2 separate regions of the Homo sapiens genome follow, and region 2 is linked to region 1. A link is an interaction called in ENCODE POLR2A ChIA-PET data of the cell type or tissue named here. Cell type or tissue: Caco-2. All regions are shown on one strand.

Evidence for each region. Peaks named below come from ENCODE experiments on the same cell type or tissue, not always from the same donor. Only the 100,000 strongest peaks of a DNase experiment are listed, where the experiment ranks them.
Region 2: POLR2A ChIA-PET joins it to region 1 with 7 read pairs; 1 of 35 experiments calls an interaction of 5 or more read pairs at or near these places.

The regions. Positions count from the first base shown.
Region 1 is chr19:47,424,065-47,432,064 of GRCh38, forward strand. It overlaps SLC8A2 (solute carrier family 8 member A2), which reads right to left. Exons shown (of 10, transcript NM_015063.3): 10 at 3,953-6,401. The coding sequence ends at 6,025. Among named protein-coding and RNA genes, the nearest start is that of MEIS3, 8.5 kb to the left of the region's middle. RefSeq lists enhancers at 3,770-4,338, 4,128-4,422, 4,339-4,906, 5,108-5,402. In Caco-2, a CTCF peak has its summit at 3,390 (motif pointing left); DNase peaks (open chromatin) are centred at 3,387 and 4,317; H3K4me3 peaks cover 622 bases.
Region 2 is chr19:46,886,631-46,894,630 of GRCh38, forward strand. The region is part of intron 1 of ARHGAP35 (Rho GTPase activating protein 35); the gene reads left to right. Among named protein-coding and RNA genes, the nearest start is that of ARHGAP35, 30 kb to the left of the region's middle. RefSeq lists a silencer at 6,365-6,444. In Caco-2, no CTCF peak of the experiment used is centred here; a DNase peak (open chromatin) is centred at 4,291.

The DNA.
Region 1 (8,000 bases):
CAACAGCATCTCTCACGCTGGCACCTGCGACCCTTCCCTGAATGCTTTCCAGACCAGGGTAGGAGGCGCTAGAAGTCAGCACCCCTAAAGAGGTCCTGGGCCACCATCAGACAGGAGTTAGTGGATACATAACCCAAAGTCTTCAGGTGGGGAACTCCAGAGTTCCCTGAGAGGTCCCCAGCAGGATGGAGACCTCATTGTCCACAGGGTGACCTGCTCATTCAACACTGCCTTTATTATTTATTTATTTATTTATTTGAGATGGAGTCTCGGTCTGTCACCCAGGCTGGAGTGCAGTGGTGTGATCTCGGCTCACTGCAGACTCTGCCTCCTGGGTTCAAGTGATCCTCCTGCCTCAGCCTCCCGAGTAGCTGGGATTATAGCCACCTGCCACCGTGCCCGGCTAATTTTTGTATTTTTAGTAGAGATGGGGTTTCACCATGTTGGCCAGGCTGGTCTTGAACTCCTGACCTCAGGTGATCCGCCCACCTTGGCCTCCCAAAGTGCTGGGATTACAGGCGTGAGCCACCGCGCCCAGCCTTCAACACCACCTTTAATGGTTTTCTTTCCCATCTCCCTCCAGTGCCTCCTGGGATCACCTCACAAATAAACTATTTCCCTCCCATCCTTGCTGTGGGCTGGCTTCTGTTGGTGCTCAGCCTAAGACGGTGGCCAGCGGGGGCATGATGGATGGGCAGAGAGGAAACAAAGGGAAAAGAGGGACCTCTCGTGGTGGTGAATCATATGTGTCTACGTGGCTAGGCTGTGCTGCCCTCATGTTCAGGCATCAGCCTAGATGTTGCTGTGAAGGGGTGTGTGTGTGTTTGAGACAGGGTCTTGCTCTGTTGCCCGGGTTGGAGTGCAGTGGTGCAATCTTGGCTCACTGCAACCTCTGCCTCCCGGGTTCAAGCGATTCTCCCACCTCAGCCTCCTGAATAGCTGGGACTACAGGTGTGAGCTACCACGCCCAGCCATTGTAAAGGTATTTTAAAAATGAGATTAATAGCCGGGCGCGGTGGCTCACTTTGGGAGGCCGAGGTGGGTGGATCACAAGGTCAGGAGATCGAGACCATTCTGGCTAATGCGGTGAAGCCCCGTCTGTACTAAAAATACAAAAAATTAGCCGGGCGTGGTGGCCGGCGCCTGTAGTCCCAGCTACTCATAGTCCCAGCCACTCGGGAGGCTGAGCCAGGAGAATGGCGTGAACCTGGGAGGCGGAGCTTGCAGTGAGCTGAGATCGCACCACTGCACTGCAGCCTGGGCGACAGAGCCAGACTCCATCTCAAAAATAAAAAAAATGAGATTAACATTTAATATCGATTGACTTTGAGTGAAGCAGATTGTATGGGTGGGCCTTATCCAATCAGTTGAAGGCCTTAAGACTGAGGTCCCTCCAGGAAGAAGGAGTTCTGCCTCCAGATGACTTTTAGGTTTTGCTTGGGTTTTGTTCATTTGTTTGTTTTTTGAGACAGGGTCTCACTCTGTCACCTAGGCTGCAGTGCAGTGGCATGATCATGACTCACTGCAGCCTCAACCTTGTGGGCTCAAGTGATCCTCCCACCCCAGCCTCTGGAGCAGCTAGGACTACAGGTGTGCACCACGATGCCTAGATAATTTTTATTTTTAGTAGAGATGGGGTCTCACTGTGTTGCCCAGGCTGGTGTCGAACTTCTGGGCTCAAACAATCCTCCCACCTTGGCCTCCCAAAGTGCTGGGATAACAGACATGAGCCACCACACCCGGCCTGGGAGGCTAATATATATTCATTTAATCCCCACGACAACCCTGTGACATAGGTACTGTTAGCATCATCATCACGCATTTTCCAGATGAGGGAACTGAGGCACAGAGAAAGTCAGCCGCTACACTATGCTGCCTCCCAGGACAATGTTAATCACTCCCAAGCTGACCCCATAGAGCTCTTTGCATCCAGGTGAGAATCATGACCTTCGGGGTGAGGTGACGGGACAGGTGTGAAAGTCCTCATGTTTTCCAAGCCTCAAGCTCTCAATGTGTCTCTCTTTGCAGCTGAGACCTTACTCATCTTCCTGCACCAAGACTCTACACCCCCTTTGTTTGCATTTGTTAAGATGAAGGTGTCCCAGACCTGGCACGATGGTTCACGCCTGTAATCCTTTGGGATTACAGTAGTTCACTTTGGGAGGCTGAGGTGGGTGGATGACCTGAGGTAAGGAGTTCAAAGGAGTTTGAGAACAGCCTGGGCAACATGGTAAAACCTGTCTCTACTAAAAATACAACAATTGGCCAGGTGTGGTGGCGGGCGCCTGTAATCCCAGCTACTTGGGAGGCTGAGGCAGGAAAATCGTTTGAACCCGGGAGGTGGAGGTTGCAGTGAGCCGAGATCGCGCCATTGCACTCCAGCCTAGGCAAAAGGAGTGAAACTCCATCTAAAAAAAAAAAAATTTGAAGGTGTCCCTTGTCCCATTCTACATCGTGGAACTCATCCTGTCCCATCTTTGCCCTTCTACCTGTGAAACTTTGGGCACATTGCTTCACCTCTCTGAGCCTTAGTTTCCTCTTCCGTGGAATGGGGTGATGTATAGAACTGGCAATAGGTTTAAGCAGATCATGCTTGGGGGGGTCCCCATCACTGCCAGCTGCTGTTAGCACAGGCCTCCCTTGCTTTCCTGTGCCCCTGTAGTCAATGCCCTCTACTGCTCCTCCAGCAACCTCCCCTCCTCACATCAGGACTCTCCAGAGAGTGATCTACATGCCCTGACTCAATTTCCCCACCTCCCACTGCAGATCAGTGCACCGTCTGCCCCTACACCTTCCACAAACCTGTTCTCATCAAGGCCTAAAGCCAAAGGTCGATTTTTTTTTTTTTTTGGTAGTGGGGAGACAGGGTTTTTCTCTGTCACTCAGGCTGGAGTGCAGTGGTGCAGTCCTAGCTCACGGCAGCCTCGACCTCCTGGGCTCAAGCAATCCTCCTGCTTCAGCCTCCTGAGTATCTGGGACTACAGGCACATGCCACCACGCTTGGCTAACTTTTAAAGTTTGTGGAGACACGAGGACTCGCTATGTTGTCCAGGCTGGTCTTGAATTCCTAGGCTCAAGCGACCCTTCTGCTTTGGCTTCCCAAAGTGCTGGGATTACAGGCGTGAGCCACCATGCCGTGGGCCTATTGTCTTACCTTGGACTTCAGGTTGGGTGCGGCCGGTGGGAGGAAGTGGCAGGAGACTAGCAGGTGGGAGCAGAATGAGGTCGAGGTGCTTACTCTCCCGGCGCCCCGCTATCCCCAGTGCAGGTTGGTGATGCCTGTACTCTTCTACTCTACAGACTCAGGTCCCCAGGTCTCTGCAGCCTCGGGTGCCTCTGCTCACCCCTTCTAGCCCAGGTATGGCAACTGCTCCCTCTGCTGCTAGCCCTGGGGTACTACACCTTCCCTCGTTTTCCCCAACCCTGCCCACTCCTCAGTAGCCCTTTCACCCAACTCTCCCTGGCTACTCCGTTTGAATGAACACACCACCTCTCTCCTGCCAAGATGCACTCCCTGAACTCCCTCACGCAGCCCCATCCATTCTCTCTCTCAACCACTCCCTTCTCACCATCGCCCTCCCACCCTCCTACTCCCCTCTCCCCTCGTCTGCTGCCTCTGTCCCTGCTCCAGCCTTGTCCCTGGTCTCCCAGCCCCCAGTAGCCAGGAGGAACGTCTCATAAAATAAATCAGGTGATATCAACCGCCTGCCTCCTTCCCCCACTTAAATCCCTTGCAAAGCTCCCCTTTACTCTTAGGATATATTCCAAGCTCCCTAGAGTGGCTGATAAAGTCTCTTATGATTTGTCCTCAAGTTCACTCCCCACGCACCCCATACCTCGTTCATGATAACCATTTCCAGGGCTCTGAAAAAGCCATTATCTCCCAACTCTGCACACCTTTACACAGGCTGTGTCCTTTGGCACAACACACACACACACACCCCTCCTCCTGTAGGATCTGAGAAAATTACTTGCTTTATTTAGGAAACCCCATCAACCCCAGCTCTTTGGCTCAGGCAAATGAACGTCTCTCTTTTGTGTTCCCAGGATGCCCATAAAGAGAAACAGTTTGTGGCTCATGCATGGGGGCGTGGCTAGTGGAAGCCCCTGACTGAAGCAGGAAGGCGTGGCTGAAGCACGACTGATAAGTGGGGGTGTGATTAGTGGAAGAGCTAGGCTGATGAATGGGGGCGTGGTTAGTGGAAACCCGTAATTGACGGATGCGGGCGTAGCAAGTGGAGGAGCTTGGCTGATGAATGGGGGCGTGGTTAGTGGAAACCCACGACTGACGAATGGGGGCATGGAGAGTGGAGGTGCGTGGCTTGTGGAAGCCCATGACTGATGGATGGGGGTGTGGCTAGTGGAAGAGCTAGGCTGACGGATGGGGGCGTGGCTAGTGGAAGCTCATTACTGATGGGGGCGTGGCGAGTGGAAGAGCTTGGCGGCTGGACCCCGGCGCTGCTGCTATATGTGGGTGTGTCCCGCAGACGACCGCGGGCCGCAAAAACCCAGATTACTTGGTTTAACAGTTGCCCAAATCTCAGTCAGAGACCTTATTAGCCCCCTCCTCCTGAATCCCAGCTTCCCACGGGACTGTTTTTCAGGCAGAATTTCAAAGTTTTATGGCAACTTTTACAGAAATCACAGAAAAGAGACAGCGACTGATGATGAGCTGGGGGAGAGAAGGGTAGTGGGTAACGGGTCTGGGATGTTGGGGCTGAGCACAACAGGACGATAGAATGCTGAAAACCTGTGGGAAGCAGAAAGTTATGGGGGTAGTTGGGTCATCCTAGGGGCCCAAGGAGTGGGTGGCACTGCCCAAATGTGTCCTTTGGGCAGGAAACATCAACAGTAAGAAAATGCAGATGGCCTACCGACAGATGGAAGGCCTCCAAAGTTAAAAATGCCCACCCAGATCCCTTGGCCCAGTCCCATCCCCCCACCCATCCCCACCCCCCATCAGGCAGAGATGTGGCAGCATTTGCTGGCTTGTAGCATTGGTCCTCTGGGACCCTCGGTCTCCTCTTCGAGGGTCCTGCCCGGATTGGCTGGCACTGAGGGCAAAAGGAACCTTCCAGATTGTCAGGGGAGATCAACTGGACTCGCTTTGATTCCCGGCCTCCTCCCCAAAGCTGGTTCTCATGGCTGAGGGAGTCTGCTGCCCTCTCAAAAGTTGTCTGTCACCCCCTTTTCCCAAGACATGCACCCTCCCGCGTCCCCCCTCCCCCAAACACACTATATACACACACAAGCCCCTCCCTCCAAGGCGTGGCTGGGCTCTCAGAGGTAGTGGAGGGCGAGTGGGGGAGCTGGAATGTCTGAAGTTGCAGGTTCAAAATGTGCTTCCTCCGGCTAAGCCCTGGGACTGAAACCCCAAACTTCTCCCCTCGTCTCCGAGCCTGGAGAATGAGTGTCCTCCCAAGAACCCGAGTGGAGGGATTGGAAGGAACGGTGTGCGGCCTCCTTGCGCGCACACCCACCCGCTCCTCCCCGCCGGGGCTGAGCGGAGCTCCCTGAGGGCTGGGGGGAAGGGCTGGGAGCTGAGACGGCCTCTGACAGCCTCCTTCGAGGGTCCCCCAGGGAGGGTGGGTTCTGAGGCTCTGGGACATGGGGTGAAGTGGGGGGGGGGTCACTAGGGGAAGGGAGACTTTGGGGGCAAAGCCAGGCTGGGTGACCAAGGAGAGAGACCTTAAACTCCCCAGGATGGTTACTGGGGGTGGTTCCCTGGGGAGGGGACTGGGGTGGAAATTTCCCCAGGGATATAGACGGTCACCAACAGGATGGGCTGGAGTTGGGGTCACCGCAGGGGAGGAACCGGGGAGGCTCCCGAGAGGAAGAGGGAAGGCTGAGCTACTGGGGACACAGAACAGGGCAATCAAAGCCAGGGGAGGGGGCGGAGAAGGGAGGCCGAGTCCCAGGAGAGGAGGCCGAGTCTGGGGGGAAAAGGAGACCAGGGTCCAAGAGCAGGTGCAGCCGAGTCCCTAGCCCCGGGCGGGCGGTGGGGACGAGTCTCTGCGCGAGGCCCTAGAAGCCCCGGATGTGGCAGTACGCCTCCAGGCTGGCGAAGAGGATGTACAGGAGCCAGAGGCCCAGGAAGAGCGCGGTGGTGGCGAGCTTGGGTCCGCGCGGGCCGCCCAGCTCGCCGCCGATGTGCGGCCGGCGCCGGTACAGCAGCACGGCAATGCCCACGAAGGCGAAGACGGTGAAGAGCGTGACGGAGAAGGCCAGCGTGCCAGTGCGCACCTCGAAGGGGCGGCCCTGCACCGCCCAGTACACGGCGGCCACAGACCAGGCGACGCCCAGGCCAAGGAACACGTTCACCGCGTTGGAGCCGGTCACGTTGCCGATGGACGCGTCGGCGCACTGGTCCTGCAGCGCCGCCACCTTGCTGGCGAACGTGTCTGCGAGGCAGAGACATACAGGTCGGAGGGGCTTTGCGCCGCCACCCACAGGGGCGGGCATCCGCCTGCCCCCTCCCAGCCTTTCCCGGTCGCCTGCTTTCTGCGGGCAGTGTGGGCTCAAGACCCCTGACCCCCACCCAAGAGGCAAAGTCCATCACCACCTTTAGGCCTGCTCGCCACTGGAACCGCTGCCGGCTTTCTATGGGACCTGCCGCCTGCTTTCTGTGGGATTCATTCTCTTCTATGGGACTCACTGCGTGATTTCTTTTTTTTTCCTCCGAGACGGAGTTTTGCTCTGTCACCCAGGCTGGAGTGCAGTGGCGTGATCTCAGCTCACTGCAACTTCCGCCTCCCAGGTTCAAGCGATTCTCTTGCCGGAGCCTCTGAGTAGCTGGGATTACAGGCGCCCACCACGCCCTGCTAAGATTTTGTGTTTTTAGTAGAGACGGGGTTTCACCATGTTGGCCAGGCTGGTCTCGAACTCCTGATCTGAGGTGATCCACTCGCCTCGGTCTCCCAAAGTGCTGGGATTACAGGTATGAGCCACCGCGCCTAGCTGTATTTTTTGTTTGTTTTGTTTTGAGACAGGGTCTTGCTCTGTTGCCCAGGCTGGAGTACAGTGGTGCGATCATGGCTCACTGCAGCCTCATTTTCCCCAGCTCAGGTGATCCTCCCACCTCAGCCTCCCGAGCAGCTGGGATCACAGGCATGCGCCACCACGTCCAGCTAATTTTTGTATATTTTGTAGATACGGGGTTTCACCATGTTGCCCAGGCTGGTCTCAAACTCCTGGGCCCAAGCAATCCTACCCCTGCCTTGGCCCCCCGCCTTTGCCTCCCAAAGTGCTGGCGTGAGCCACCACACCCCACCTGCCCCCTCATCTTAGTTAAAACTCTGAGGTTTGGCCAGGCGTGGTGGCTCACGCCTGTAATCCCAGCACTTTGGGAGGCAGAGGTGGGCGGATCACGAGGTCAGGAGTTCGAGACCAGCCTGGCCAATATGGTGAAACCCCGTCTCTACTAAAAACGTAAAAATTAGCTGGATGTGGTGGCGCACGCCTGTAGTCTCAGCTGCTCAGGAGGCTGAGACAGAAGAATCGCTTGAACCTGGGAGGCAGAGGTTGCAGTGAGCCGAGATCACAAGATCACTGCACTCCAGCCTGGGTGACAGAGCGAGACTCTGTCCCCACACCAAAAAAAAAAAAAAAAAAAAAAACAAAACCCAAAAAAACCAACTTTGAGGTTCACTGGCCTGGTTTCTGTCATGTCCCCCAACATAGTTCCATGGACTCTTCTGTCTGGTTTCTTGCGGGATGGGACATCAACAGCTTGTTTCTATGGAACCCACTGATTGGCTTCTCTGACAATCCCCACCGTCTTCCTAGGAACCCCTCTCCCCACAGCTGTCTCTTCCCCACCCTGCCACCTTCTCTCTATGAAATCCATTGTCTGGTTTCTAGCATTTCCTGCTACCTTAGTTTTATGGGACCTTCTACCTGGGTGCTTTTGGGGAGGATTCAATTCACATCTTGCACCTAGGGGACCCGCTGCCTGGCTTCTATTATGCCCCACCTCCGTATTTCTCTGAGACCCACCACAT
Region 2 (8,000 bases), 540 kb before region 1:
TTGTTGTAGATTTGGGAGTTTTAGGAGATGGAGGAGGCTTAGAATGCAGGTTATAAATGTAACAGAAAGAAGTATGACTAATACTGGTAAAAGTGTCTTTATAATGATTGTTGCGATATGATTGAATTTCTATCCTAATGCTTAAGAATCCTTAGTGAAAATGTGGGAAAGAGGATGAATCACTGTTTTCTCCCTTCCCAAATCCCAGATGATTTTGCTAGAATTTTAAGGATGGATTGAGTGTTCAGGTGATTTTGTCTTGACTTCTTGGGTTGGTTGGGATCTTTAAAGAGAGAGAGATTAAAAAGGATTTACTACTAGCAAAACTGAAAAAGCAGAAACATGTCTGCTTGAATTTTGAGTTTCTTTTCTCTTTGATAGTGGAAGCAGCATCTTAGGCCAGGTTCATTTTGTAACTGGTGTGGGTGTATGTATGCATGTGTACATCCGTCTCATGTTTGTTAAATTTTCTTGACTCCCTAACAGTTGTTTGTACTCCACATCATCAGTTTTGGTACCTTCTACTCGTTACTGAAAGGATATATTTACCTTCTCAGTGGGTTGGTGAAGATGGGGGGTGGGGGAGCATATATGGAAACTGATGAAAATGATAAAACCGTGGTGCTCCAAAGTAAAGAAAGGAATTTTTAAAAGCCTTTGAATTAACTGGAATGTGGGATCTTGGATTGGATCCTGGTACAGAAAAGGCAATAAATAGAAAAACTGGTAAAATCTGAAAGTCTGTAGTTTAGTTTTTTGTGCTAATTTCTTAGTTTTGACAAATACACCATGGTTATGTGAACATTAGGGGAAGCTGGGTGAAGGGTATGTGAGGACTCTGTAACATCTGCAGCTTTTTTGTATATCTAAAATTATTCCAGAGTAAGAAATTGAAATAGAAGCTGTGACTAGCAAGAGCTTCCAAGGGCTGTGACTTCACCAAGGGAGTGTGTTCATAAGTAGGGCTTCTCTCTAAGGGCCTCTAGAAGTTCTGCTTATCTGCCCACTTCCCTCCTTCAACTCAGTGCTCTAACCATGTGGAATGACTAACTCTCCCCAAAATCCATGCTTCTGGGCCGTTTCATACACTTCTCATCGGGGTATTCTCCTGCTACACCCTCCCCGACCGAACCAAAAACAAAATACATAAAGATCACCTAAAAAACAAAAAATGCAGCTTGACTAATTCCTTTTCATTCTTTAGGTCTCTGGCTTAGATTTTATTTTTTTCAGGAAGCCTTCCCTGACCCACAGAAGTCAGTGTCTTGTCTGAGTTTGCCTGCTGAGTGGAACCCTCATTGTGCTGGTACTTAGTACTTTGCCTTTTTTTTTTTTTTCTGAGACGGAGTCTTGCTCTGTTGCCCAGGCTGGAGTGCAGTGGCACGATCTCGGCTTACTGCAAGCTCCGCCTCCTGGGTTCATGCCATTCTCCTGCCTCAGCCTCCTGAGTAGCTGGGACTACAGGCGCCCGCCACCACGCCTGGCTAATTTTTTTGTATTTTTAGTAGAGACGGGGTTTCACCATGTTAGCCAGGATGGTCTCGATCTCCTGACCTTGTGATCCGCCCACCTCGGCCTCCCAAAGTGCTGGGGTTACAGGCGTAAGCCACCGCACCCGGCCTCAATCAATAATATATATATATATATATATATATATATATATATATATATATATATATATATATATAAAATATTGATTTTATACACACACACACACACACACACACACACACACCCCACAACAAGAAGTAAGGCTCCTGCTCACACCTTCTTAGGCTCCACTGGCAGCAGCTTCCCTCATGCCCTTGGGTAACGGTGGCTGTGGTTTGCTCTGTACCAGCATATATGCTGTAGATGGCCAAATCCCTGCCAGGGAGACAAACTCAGCACCATAAAGGTGAGAAAGCACATTTTGTAAGGCTTATTCTTATATTTCAAGGTCCCAGGGGTCCAATTTAGGAAAATGTTTTGTTTTTTAAAATCTGCTTAGTTATGTAGCATTATCTTTTCCTGTACTATGTGAATTTACAGCTCATTTTACCATAAAAGATAATGTGTAGGTTGTTTAAAACCTGTTCTTTGGCCGGGTGTGGTGGCTTATGCCTGTAATCCCAGCACTTTGGGAGGCTGAGGCGGGCAGATCACTAGGCCAGGAGATCGAGACCATCCTGGCTAACACGGTGAAACTCTGTCTCTACTAAAAATACAAAAAAAAAAAAAAAAAAAAAATTAGGCAGGGGTGGTGGCACGTGCCTGTAGTACCAGCTACTCAGGAGGCTGAGGCAGGAGAATCACTGGGGTGGAGGTTGCAGTGAGCCAAGATCACGCCACTGCACTCCAGCCTGGGTGGCAGAGCGAGACTCCGTCTCAAAACAAAACAAAGCAAAACAAAAAACCCTGTTCTTGGACTGGGCATGGTGGCTCACACCTGTAACCCCTGCACTTTGGGAGGCCGAGGCAGGTGGATCACCCAAGGTCAGGAGTTCGAGACCAGCCTGGCCAACATGATGAAACCCCTGTCTCTACTAAAAATACAAAAAATTAGCCAGGCATGGCCAGGCGCTGTGGCTCACACCTGTAATCCCAGCACTTTGGGAGGCTGAGGTGGGCAGTTCACGAGGTCAGTAGATCAAGACCATCCTGGCCGACATGGTGAAACCCTGTCTCTACTAAAAATACAAAAGTTGGTGTGGTGGCGTGTGCCTGTAGTCCCAGCTACTCAGGAGGCTGAGGCAGGAGAATCCCTTGAACCTGGGAGGTGGAGGTTGCAGTGAGCTAAGATCGCACCACTGCACTCCAGCCTGGGTGACGAGTGAAACTCCATCTCAAAAAAACAAAAACAAAGACAAAGAACCGTTCTTTAGTAAACCAATCAACAGCGATTAATTATATAAAATGTGCACCGCCTTAGGTGGTATACATAGCACTATCAGACATGGCTCCTGCTTTTGAATTTCTTACTTTCTAGTAGGGGAAAATAGAATATCCTCACCCCACAGTGTGTTACTGTGGCTCAACCACATGAATCAGGAAACAAGAGTAGAGGCCATTCGGAGCTTGCAGTGAGCCGAGATCCCGCCACTGCACTCCAGCCTGGGCGACAGAGCGAGACTCCGTCTCAAAAAAAAAAAAAAAAAAAAAGAGTAGAGGCCATTGTGGTGGGTGGTGAAACATTACAAGTACTAAAGCCATTGCTTCAGCTTTCTTTAACAGTGTGACCGCTGAAAAACTAAATGGTTAGTGTTTTGGGTTGCCTCTAGTGAGACATGGCTAGACGTGCAGATTCTAAGCAAAGGTTATAGGAACTTGAGGTTCTGTAGACCCTTAAGGGGTTGGGTCAGGGGTGTCTATGATGCTTTCAGAATGAGTATATGCTGAATTTTGGGGTCTGTATATTTTCTGCAGAGAGAGAATTTGTAGATTTCATCAAATTCTCAAAGGAATCCATGACCCAAAAAAGACTACAACCACTGGCTTAGAGTAACACTGAGCCCCATGGCCTCATTTTGTCTCCGTTTTACTTTACTGTTCTAGATTGAGACCTGCCTTTTATTTTTCCCTGATACTTATTTGGAGGGGTCCTTGATGCAAAGAACTCTATTGTTGAACATCTAAGGAGGAGTATGTAAGCTTTCTTTTTTGGAAGCTTGGGTATTATGGCTCTTAAATCTTCATCTTTTCTGTCATTGTTTAGTAAAAATGTCTTTCTATTTGAAATAATGATTACTGTATTTCTAGGTGCAAGTATTCATTCATTTGTCATGTATTTATATGCTGAGGCCCATGCTGGGCAGTGGTCATAGAGAGATGAAATGACCAGATCCTGGCCCTTAGAGGCTTTTAGTGATACACATGTAAGTGCTCAGAAATGGTAGCTGTTAGTCTCCTGGGAACAGCTATTATATAGTGTCATGGCCAAAGTCATAGAGGATATACAGGGTAGAACAGGAACACAGGAGAGGTTATCTAGACTATGTTTCATTGAAATTTCACTGTTGATTCATCTCATTAGCTCATTGATGGGTTGCAAACCTTTGCATGAGAGGGTGTAACAGATTAGGTGTTTGGGGCCTTTGCCAAACTGGAGAGGTACAGTTGGAAACACGACAGTGACTGAGGCTGTAGCTGTGACACATGTATTCAAATGGAACTCACTTAAAAACTATTGACTCTATTTCTCTACTTTTCTGTCGACAACAGTATACGGTTCTGTTTGCCCTTAGTCACTCAGGAGGTATTTATTGGATGCCCAGAGGGTGTGTAATACTGGACTGGACCCTTGGACTGGACTGTTTACTTACTAGAAGAGCAGATGGAAATGATTGGGTTGTGGCTCTTTGGCAATATTCTTTGCTGTCTCCCAGTAGTCAGTATGGTAATAAGCTTCCCTCTGGTGGGAGGTAGGATAGTTGGGCTTTGGAAATCAAAATACCAGAGTTCCAAACCCAGCTCTGCCACTTTCCATCTGGGTAGCCTTGGCCAGGTCAGTTGATACCTCTGAGCCTTGGTTTTCTGATGTACAAAATGGGGATATAACTATCACCCGCCCTCCAGGACTTCTGCCACATAGTAGAGCCCAATAAATGGAAGTTGTATTGTTACTAGCAGGTGAGGATTATAAACCATGGAGGAATTCCCTCACTTTATTGATTCATTAAGGATAATTATTATGTTGTGCAGAAGAAGGAGTATTCTACTTATGTGAATGGGGGAGTTTGGAATTCCTAGTTAGAAACAGTGGCTCAATCTCTCATTTTTGGCCACTTTTCTTAGGCTTTTTGCTAGGGCAAGTTTTTTTTTTTTGTTTTTTTTTTTTAGATGGAGTCTCGCTCTGTAACCAGGCTGGAGTGCAGTGGTGCAATCTCGGCTCACTGCAACCTCCGCCTCCCGGGTTCAAGCGATTCTCCTTCCTCAGCCTCCCAAGTAGCTGGGACTACAGGCTAGCACCACCATGCCCAGCTAATTTTTGTATTTTCAGTAGAGACGGAGTTTCACCATGTTGGCCAGGATGGTCTCAATCTCTTGACATCGTGATCTGCCCGCCTGAGCCTCCCAAAGTGCTGGGATTACAGGCATGAGCCACTGTGCCCGGCCAGGGCAAAGGTTCTTAATCCAGGGTTCCTGAATTTTTTGTGTAAGTCCATTCTATTTTCTGGGAGAAAGTGTTCAAGTTTTTATCAGATTGTCAAAGGGATTCTTAACTGCCAAAAGATTAAGAATTGGTTAACTGGCCAGGCGCGATGGCTCACGCCTTAATCCCACCACTTTGGGAAGCCGAGGCAGGCAGATTGCTTGAGTTCAGGAGTTCGAGACCAGCCTGGGCAACGTGATGAAATCCTGTCTTTACCGAAAATACAAAAATTAGCCAGGTGTTGGCCGGGCACAGTGACTCACAACCGTAATCCCAGCACTTTGGAAGGCCGAGGCAGGCAGATCACTGAGGTCAGGAGTTCGAGACCAGCCTGGCCAACGTAGTGAAACCCTGTCTCTACTAAAAAAAAAAAAAAAAAAAAAAAAGAAAAATTAGCCAGGCCTGGTGGCATGCCTGTTGTAATCCAAGCTACTTGGGAGACTGAGGTAGGAGAATCACTTGAACCCGGGAGGCAAAGGTTGCAGTGAGCCGAGATCGCACCACTGCACCTAGCCTGGGCGACAGAGCGAGACTTTGTCTCAAAAAAAAAAAAAAGAAAAAAAAAAAGCCAGGTGTGCTGGCACACACCTGTAGTCCTAGCTACTTGGGAGGTTGAGGTGGGAGGATCACTGGAGGGAAGTCTAGGCTGTAGTGAGCCATGATCACGCCACTGTACTCCAGCCTGGGTAACAGTGAAACCCTGTCTCAAAAAAAAAAAAAAAAAAAAATTGGTTAATGGACCTGTTGGGTGGGTATGGAGCCACAGTTGGTACCTTTGATCCTGAAATTGTCCATTATAATAAGATATTACTGAGAGCAATTTTCTAAAGTACGAAGTATGTAATGAAGATACAGGGAGAATATTCAGAAGTTTTTGTTGGCTGCTTTTTTTTTTTTTTTTTCTGCCAGGAGTAGGTGGGACAAGTATAAAGGAAAGTGGTATCAGGAGGAAGTAAGAAGTAAGAAACCACCTAAATAATTGTTAGCTGCTTGTCCTCATAGTTCTTTCCATAGGTTGATTCTGAGTTGGGGCGTCTCTGCACTGTACCTTGCAATCAGGCCGGACCACTTGCTTTTTCCTGAACACTGTGTTCAGGCTTTGTATGTTCATGAGGTCCCTCTGCCTAGAGTATCTCTTCTCCCAACATTTGTAAGTCCAGTTCTCCATGCATCAGAGCTTCCTGGTGTTGCCTTTTAGAGTTCTCATCAGCTTATAACTCCCTGGAGAGCACTGACTCTCATCTTCGGATCCTTCACCGTCATGGTCCTTTGCACATGGTAGGTGCTAAATAAAGGGTTGTGGAACTAAGTGAAGAGTGATACATATGAAGGAAACAAACACCTGTGTAAGGGAGAAGGCTATAAATTAAAATTTTCAGATACCAGTGAATTCTGCGGGGGAGCTTGGGAAACCCTTAGAGTTTCACTGACAACCTGAATAGGGGGAGGAGCCTGCCCTGAGTTAGGAAGCAGGAGTGTGGGGAACAGGTAGCCAGCCATAAGGTCTTGGCCAGGTCATATCACTTCTGGACTGGAGTTAACACCTTCAAAAACTGTTCGGGTTGGACTTTTTGAACATATAATAGAGGTGATGTTGATGAGCATCTACCGTATACCAGGTACTACTCTAGGTCCTGGGAATATAGTAGGTTGCCACCAGACAAGACCCCTTCTTTTCTAGTGGGAAGCATTGGGTGGGAAGTTAGTCCTTTCTAGCCTTAAAATGCTGTGATTCTGTCATCTGAAGAATGGGCACCAACTTCTGCTTGGGATTGTTTTGAGGATCAAATGAGAAAGCACTTTAAAGATTATAAAACACACTTACCTTGTTTATTATGAATACTTCTCTCCCCCCTTGGTTTTGCCCCCCTTGGTTTTGACTTAGGTTTTTTAAAAGTTTAAAATTGAATTGTACCAATAGGAGTATGAACTAATGATCCCAGGGTTTAGGTAGATTTGGGGACTTAAATCTTTCAATAAGTGATCCTTTAGCTAGATTGGGATGTAGGTTTGTAATATCATCTTCACCAGTGAAAAATGTATTGGGGGGGAAGTCCATTTATTTATGGATATTTTGGATATTTTGTTTCTGCCTTAACATAAGTTCGTTCGTTCGTTCTTTCTCTTTTTTTTTTTTTTTTTTTAAGATTTCAAACTGTCTCTGCCATTATTCTTAAATACAACTTTATATTGGTGAAGGCTGCTTGTCAGGGAAAAACCAAACTTCTCTACTGATTTGGGATTTTTTTTTACCATAAATTCAGGGTGCAGTTGTTCTTGAAGTGGTTCCATTTTGTGATTAGGCTGAGTATTTTTAAGCACAACTCTCTCCCTTGTCCTTAGAATTATCTCCAGTATCCTCAAAACAAAGAGCAAATGATGCAATTAGGATGCAATCCCTTGCCTGTGGATTTCAAGGAAAATTATTTTCCACACTACTTGGAAGCTCATGGACAAAGTCAAGCTTTCTTTAGATCTGGTGAACTTAGAAAAAATAACTTGATGAAGTGAGATTCTTACCTTGAGGTTAGTTTTTGAGAGTGGATCAATGATGTGAAATTTCTAAGATATTCTTGATTTATAAATATCACTTTATGACTCATTCCTTGGAGCAGTTTTTATTTTTTCCTTTGAAAAACTTTAGATGTAATTGACTTTGGTTTACACTCTATCCTGTTTTTTGGTTTTTTTTTTTTTTTTTTTGGAGACGGAGTCGCTCTGTTGCCCAGGCTGGAGTGCAGTGGCACGATCTCTGCTCACTGTAACCTCTGCCTCCTGGGTTCAAGCGATTCTCCTGCCTCAGCCTCTCGAGTAGCTGGGACTACAGGTATGTGCCACCACACCCAGCTAATTTTTGTATTTTTATTGG